Linked DNA regions of Homo sapiens: region 1 is linked to region 2. Evidence: chromatin contacts called from ENCODE Hi-C or POLR2A ChIA-PET data. All regions are on one chromosome and are shown on one strand. Each heading gives the region's core, a stretch centred on a gene start or an enhancer-like site at or near the end of the contact. The rest is flanking DNA. Distances are from core to core; before and after follow the strand shown.

Evidence for each region. Hi-C counts contacts between places; a loop is a spot of excess contacts on that map. ChIA-PET counts read pairs that join two places held with the same protein, here RNA polymerase II (POLR2A). Pooled maps may share reads with other maps.
Region 1: a loop to region 2 is called in a pooled map, with 10 times the contacts of the local background. The contact joins the promoter of MEPCE here to the promoter of ZNF394 in region 2. A Hi-C loop is called at or near these places in 3 of 168 maps with a recorded cell type or tissue (CD4-positive, alpha-beta memory T cell, CD8-positive, alpha-beta T cell and naive thymus-derived CD4-positive, alpha-beta T cell), 3 of 37 single-sample maps with no recorded cell type and 14 of 50 pooled maps. POLR2A ChIA-PET finds 5 or more read pairs at or near these places in 4 of 52 experiments (CD4-positive, alpha-beta T cell, CD4-positive, alpha-beta memory T cell, WTC11 and 1 more).

Annotation. Positions count from the first base shown.
Region 1 is chr7:100,428,296-100,431,676 of GRCh38, forward strand. MEPCE (methylphosphate capping enzyme) reads left to right here and starts at 1,536. Exons shown (of 4, transcript NM_019606.6): 1 at 1,536-3,381. The coding sequence starts at 1,724. ZCWPW1 (zinc finger CW-type and PWWP domain containing 1) reads right to left here and starts at 408. Exons shown (of 18, transcript NM_001386010.1): 1 at 273-408. RefSeq lists enhancers at 96-325, 1,346-1,485, 2,356-2,435 and a silencer at 1,756-2,225.
Region 2 is chr7:99,498,392-99,501,769 of GRCh38, forward strand. It overlaps ZNF394 (zinc finger protein 394), which reads right to left and starts at 1,890. Exons shown (of 3, transcript NM_032164.4): 1 at 1,247-1,890; 2 at 325-451. The coding sequence starts at 1,702. RefSeq lists enhancers at 330-998, 1,221-1,500.

The sequences.
Region 1 (3,381 bases), core at 286-2,785, 930 kb after region 2:
GCGGTGCGCTCGCGGGGCCGAGGCGCATGCGCAACTGGAAACAGCGTCTGCGTTTCCGCAGCTGAGGTAAATCCGCCATCTTCCACCCGAACGTCCCGGGAAAACTACAAATCCCAGAATCCTCTTTGGTGTCACATATTTTTAGGCGGCGGCCGCGGCGCCTGATTGTTCCTGAAGCACATCTACTAACTTTTCTGTTTCAGACTGCCTTTTCCTCCCTCTTTCCGTTCTCTAATTCCTCCTCTTCCTGCTGGTCTCCTTCACGCCCTCACCTTAGGATTTTGAGACTCTCCTGGACCCCACTGTCACCCCTGCCGCCCTGTCCTCGGCCCAGCACTCCGCTGGCAGGGAGACCGGGCGGCGCATCTCCCCGGGAAAACGGCGTAGACTCGCTTCTTCCTCATTGGCAGAAGCTGGGGGGGCCCAGCGCGGACCGAACCCCCGTCCCCGCCCACACTCGCTGGTATATAAGTCGGCGTGGCGCCGCGGTGGGTGTTGAGAGGCCCGCGAACTGACGGGCCAGTGAGCGGGCGTCGGGAGTGGGCGGATGCGTTGGGGTTCGGGTCGTGGGTGTTGAGGCGGAGAGGAAGGCGTGGTGTGGCGTCTCCAGGTGATTGCGATTGGGGGAAGGTAGAGGAGCCAGAGAACGACTCAGCCGTTTCGGGGGAAGAGGAAGTTGGACAACATCGGCTGTTTTAGTGCTTTTTATTTTTCCCCAATTCAGCAGAGAATATTTTCAAGGGGGGTGAGTTATAATGACCTATCGCGTTTTACTGAGCCCAGTTCCACTCCCGCCCTTCCTTGGCTTTGTAGGGTCTCCCCTCCGCTCCCTCGGAAGCGCTTCTAAGAAGGTGGGCAGAGGGGGGGAGGTTTGCTACCAACAGCTCATGAATAATTCATGAGCCCCGCCCTTCGTCAGGAAGCCCCGCCCCTCCGGATCGCGCTGACGCACGCTGCGTTTACCAAACTTAAGGAAGCGACGTCACAGGCCCAACCCCTAAGACGGGGGGCGGGGCGCCAGTTTCAGCACGTGCTGCCTCTACCCGCGCAAGCCCAAAAGGGTGTGCGCAGGCGCTGCCCACTAGGGGGGAGGAAGGAGGCGGGGTGGGGAGGTTGTTGGATTTAGAGCCGGGCGGAGACCGCTGAGACTCATTCCTCAGGAACAAGGGTCGGGTGTCAAGGAGACCTTTTCACACCAGCTCCCGTCCCCCGCCTACGGTGGGTGGGATCGCGCGGCAGAGACAAAGGAGATCAGTAGGGCCGGACATAGCTGCGCAGGGAAGTAGGGTGTCAGTTTGGGGTGGTGGGCTTTTGCGGGGGCTGTGGGGGGGTTATATTTAAACTCCCAGAGCCGTTAAGTTGGTTCGTAGTCTGATGCGCGCGCAACCAGGGTGGTGGCGGAGTGCGCATGCGTGGTTCCCGGGCGAAGGGAACGCGCGCTCACCGTGCGCGCTCGCGGCCGGGTGGTAGTGGCGGAGGAGAAAGGGGTCGGCGCACGCGCGGTTGAGTCCTCGAGTAGTTCGGGTCTCGCGGGCCTCTTGTTTTGGTCTCGCGGGCTAGTAGGGCGCACTTGGCGGGGAGGCGCTTGGGCGCGAGACTAGGCGTGAAGAGCAGAGCTGCGCGCGCACTCGGGAAAGGGGGGAAGGGAGCAGGGTCCAGGCAGGGGGGGTTAGGCCCCCTGATCCCCCTCGTTACCCCGACTGGCACGGAATAAGGGGAGGAAATGATCGAGATGGCGGCGGAGAAGGAGCCGTTTCTGGTGCCGGCCCCGCCGCCGCCGCTCAAAGATGAGTCGGGCGGAGGGGGCGGCCCCACGGTGCCACCGCACCAAGAGGCCGCCTCTGGGGAGCTCCGCGGCGGGACGGAGCGTGGTCCGGGTCGTTGCGCGCCATCTGCGGGGTCCCCAGCCGCTGCGGTCGGTCGGGAAAGCCCCGGGGCCGCGGCCACCTCCTCCAGTGGTCCCCAGGCGCAGCAGCACCGAGGGGGCGGCCCCCAGGCGCAGTCGCATGGGGAGGCCCGCCTGTCGGATCCCCCGGGGCGAGCCGCTCCCCCGGACGTGGGGGAGGAGCGCCGGGGAGGGGGCGGGACAGAGCTGGGTCCCCCTGCTCCTCCTCGACCCCGCAATGGCTATCAGCCCCACCGGCCACCTGGGGGGGGCGGGGGCAAGAGGAGAAATAGCTGTAATGTAGGGGGAGGCGGGGGAGGCTTCAAACATCCGGCCTTCAAGAGGCGCAGGCGGGTGAATTCGGACTGTGACTCTGTGTTACCCTCCAACTTCCTCCTGGGGGGCAATATCTTTGATCCCCTGAACCTGAATAGCCTCCTGGATGAGGAAGTGAGCCGCACTCTCAACGCGGAGACCCCTAAGTCATCCCCCCTTCCGGCCAAAGGGCGAGATCCGGTGGAGATCCTCATCCCCAAAGATATTACTGACCCGCTCAGTCTCAATACTTGCACTGATGAGGGCCATGTAGTTCTTGCTTCGCCACTCAAGACTGGTCGGAAGCGGCATAGACACCGGGGACAGCACCACCAGCAGCAGCAGGCAGCCGGAGGGAGTGAGAGTCACCCCGTGCCGCCCACAGCCCCTCTCACCCCCTTACTCCACGGGGAGGGCGCCTCACAGCAGCCGCGGCACAGGGGCCAGAACCGGGATGCCCCCCAACCCTATGAACTCAACACAGCCATCAACTGCAGGGATGAAGTGGTGTCTCCCCTTCCATCTGCTCTGCAGGGTCCCTCAGGCTCCCTATCAGCCCCTCCAGCTGCCTCAGTTATCTCTGCACCCCCATCTTCCTCCTCCCGACATCGCAAACGTCGCAGGACTTCCAGCAAGTCGGAGGCAGGGGCTAGGGGTGGAGGCCAGGGTTCCAAGGAAAAGGGCCGAGGGAGTTGGGGAGGCCGCCACCACCACCACCACCCACTGCCTGCAGCAGGCTTCAAAAAGCAACAGCGCAAGTTCCAGTATGGGAATTATTGCAAATACTATGGGTACCGCAATCCTTCCTGTGAGGATGGGCGCCTTCGGGTGTTGAAGCCTGAGTGGTTTCGGGGCCGGGACGTCCTAGATCTGGGCTGCAATGTGGGCCATCTGACCCTGAGCATTGCCTGCAAGTGGGGCCCGTCCCGCATGGTGGGCCTGGATATCGATTCCCGGCTCATCCATTCTGCCCGCCAAAACATCCGACACTACCTTTCCGAGGAGCTGCGTCTCCCACCCCAGACTTTGGAAGGGGACCCGGGGGCAGAGGGTGAGGAAGGGACCACCACCGTTCGAAAGAGGAGCTGCTTCCCAGCCTCGCTGACTGCCAGCCGGGGTCCCATCGCTGCCCCCCAAGTGCCCTTGGATGGAGCGGACACATCAGTCTTCCCCAACAATGT
Region 2 (3,378 bases), core at 640-3,139:
GGGGGCCTCACCTACAGCTGTAACATACTATTTCCTTGGCAATATGGCCAAGTATTAAGATCTGATAAACTTGGGTGGTAGACACAGGGGATGGTCATTATCTTTTTTTTATATAGTTTTCTGTATGTATAAAACATTAAAAATGAACCAAAGTAAAAAGCTGAATCTAGCACCTAGCAGTACAGAGGCTCCTGCTTGCGTTACAGAAGGCACCTGAAGGCTCTCAGCCCAAGTCTGGGAATGGCATAGTGGCTCAGGGATGGTAGTGAACCAGCCCTTCACAAACCACACACCGCAATAAACCAGCAGAGCAACAGCACTCACTCGGCGGAACTGTGCTCCCGGAATCCTTCTGCGCACTCTCTCTGCAGAAGTCCCTCCGTGCTGGGTCCAGGCGCTCCCACTCCTCCCAGGTTAGAGACACAGCCGTGTCCTCGAAAGTCACCATCCCCTGGAACAACACAAGAGCCCCATTCAGTACCTGCTGTCCCTGTACAGCACTAACACTCTTCTTGAGTCTTGTACCGACAAGGGAGTTTGGAGAGATCAGAGATAGAGGCTGACATTCTCTTGTAATCCTGAAAAGCCTTTCTGTGGACTATTTACACTAATTTTGGAGGTAGGTAGGAGCAAAATATTTCTTTAACTTATATCACTGTGATGTATGGGAATGGAAATATGATACAGATTAAAAGTAAACAAGGCCGGGCGCGGTGGCTCACGCCTGTAATCCCAGCATTTTGGGAGGCCGAGGCGGGCGGATCACCTGAGGTCAGGAGTTCGAGACCAGCCTGGCCAACACAGTGAAACCCCGTCTCTACTAAAAATACAAAAATTAGCCGGGCGTGGTGGCGGGCGCCTGTAATCCCAGCTACTCGGGAGACTGAGGCAGGAGAATCGCTTGAACCCGGGAGTCAGAGGTTGCAGCGAGCCGAGATCGCGCCATTGCACTCCAGCCTGGGCAACAAGAGTGAAACTCCATCTCAAACAACAGCAAGAACAACAAGAAAAAAAAAAAAAAGAAAAGAAAAAGAAAGAAAACCAGTAATCCGTGTTCGCTTTATGCTGAGGTCTATAACAAGTCATTTCCTGGATGGATCTGTCACTGTGGCCTACAGAAAGGAAGTCCATACACACCCCAATGTTCACACGAAATGTAATAAGGAAGTAAGTTCCGAAACGCAGAGCACCCCTAAACGCCTATTTTCCACACTCCCACCTCCAGAACAGGCCTTTCGCTTCTCACCTGGGATGAGGTTCCATCGAGCGCTCGCTGCAGAGCCCGCACCACGGCCACCGCCTCCTCCCCGCTCTCTGGGCAGTGCTCTCGCACCCAGGCTTGAAGCTCCTCGGGCAGGATGGTGAGGAACTGCTCCAGCACCAGCAGCTCCAGGATCTGCTCCTTGGAGAGCAGCTCGGGTCTCAGCCACCGACGACAGAGTTCTCGGAGCCGGCTCAGCGCCTCTTCCGGTCCAGCCACCTCCTGGTAACGCAGCTGCCTAAAGTGCAGTCGAGAAGTTTCGGGGTCCGGCGAAGCCGCGGGATAGTTGGGCTCCCAACTTCCGGGTGAGTCTTCCTCCACTTTCACGGGCAAAAGTCCGTCGCGTTGGGACGGCGCCGCGTCCTTGGACCTCGCAGCCATCACCCAGGGTCCCAACTCGGCGTCACTGCCGCGCCTCTGGGCGGTCAAGCTGGAATTCATCTTTCTCCGGCATGTGCTGCCCTTCCTGGAGTCTTCTTTTCAGGTGAAGAAAGAGCAAACCCAAGGAACTCATCAGCCGTCAACACCCTCCGGTCCCAAACACCGGGCCCCACCACACCAGGCCCCTCTCCACACTCTCCTTTCCTCAGCTTTGCGCCTACAACTCTCTCGGTCAAACAACCGAAAACATCCCGTGCCGGAAGCGCGTCATCGAGGCCTTGCGGCACCTTTCCCTGCATTTCCGGGGCCTCTCTAGGCGCCTGATGGGGTGAGGTGCATCTCGCTGGTTTATCGTCCTAGCCCCGCCCGACGCAGAGGGTCTTGACGGTTTCCCGCATCCCGAGGAAATACGGGCGTCCGAGCCGGTGGCCGAGCTCCGGCAAGGGCGGGAACCTTCAGGATTAAATAGACAGGGTCTGGCTCTGTCGCCCAGGCTGGACTGCAGTGGCGCGATTTCGGCTCACTGCAACTTCTGTCTCCCGGGTTCAAGCAATTCTCCAGCTTCAGCCTCCCAAGTATCTAGGACTACAGGTGCGCGCGACCACGCCCGGTTTATTAATTTTTCTGTGGGGATGGGGTTTCATTATATTGCCCAGGTTGGACAAAGTTGTTTTTTTTTCTTTTTTCAGGCGGACTCTCGCTCTGTCGCCAGGCTGTCTTAGCCTCCTGAGTAGCTTGGACTACAGGCGCGCGCCACCATGCCCGGCTACTTTCTGTATTTTAGTAGAGATGGGGTTTCACCATGTTGGTCAGGCTGGTCTGGAACTCCTGACCTCGTGATCCGCCTGCCCCGGCCTCCCAAAGTGCTGGATTACAGGCGTGAGCCGCTGCGCCCAGTTGGAAAAAGTTTTGTTTTTTTTTTAAAACTAAGTGCTTCCATGTACATCAGATGTTAACGACTTTGATCCTAACAAACAAACAAAAAAGATGAGGAAATTGAGGCTCAAAGATGTGTCCTGGCCTGGCTCAGTGGCGTATGCCTGTAATCCCAGCATTTTGGGAGGCTGAGGGGGGAAGATCGCTTGAAGCCAAGAATTGGAGACCCCAATGTCTACAAAAAATAAAAAATTAGCTGGGTGTGGTGGTGCACACCTGTAGTCCCAGTGAGAGGTGAAGCTAGTTGGACTTCCTGGGTCCAGTGGGGACTTGGACAACTTTTCTGTCTTACAAGAGGTTTGTAAAAATGCACCAATCAGCGCTCTGTAGCTAGCAAGAGGTTTGTAAAATGCACCAATCAGCGCTCTGTAAAATGGACCAATCAGCAGGATTCTAAAAGCAGCCAATCGCAGGGAGGATGGAAAAAAGGGCGTTCTGATACGACAGAAACGGACATGGGAGGGGACAAATAAGAGACTAAAAGCTCCCACCCCAGTCAGCGGAGGCAACCGGCTGGAGTGCTCTGCCATGCTGTGGAAGGTTTGTTCTTTCGCTCTTCACAATAAATCTTGCTGCTACTCACTCTTTGGGTCCGTGCCATCTTTAAGAGCTGTAACACAGTGAAGGTCGGAGGCTGCATTCTTGAAGTCAGCGAGAGGATGAACCCACTGGAAGGAACCAACTCAGGATACACCACTTACTTGGGAGGCTGAGGTGGGAGGATCCTTTGAGCCCAGGAGGTAAAGACTGCAGTGAGATATGATCGCACCAGTGCACTCCAGCCTGGGTGACAGAGCAAG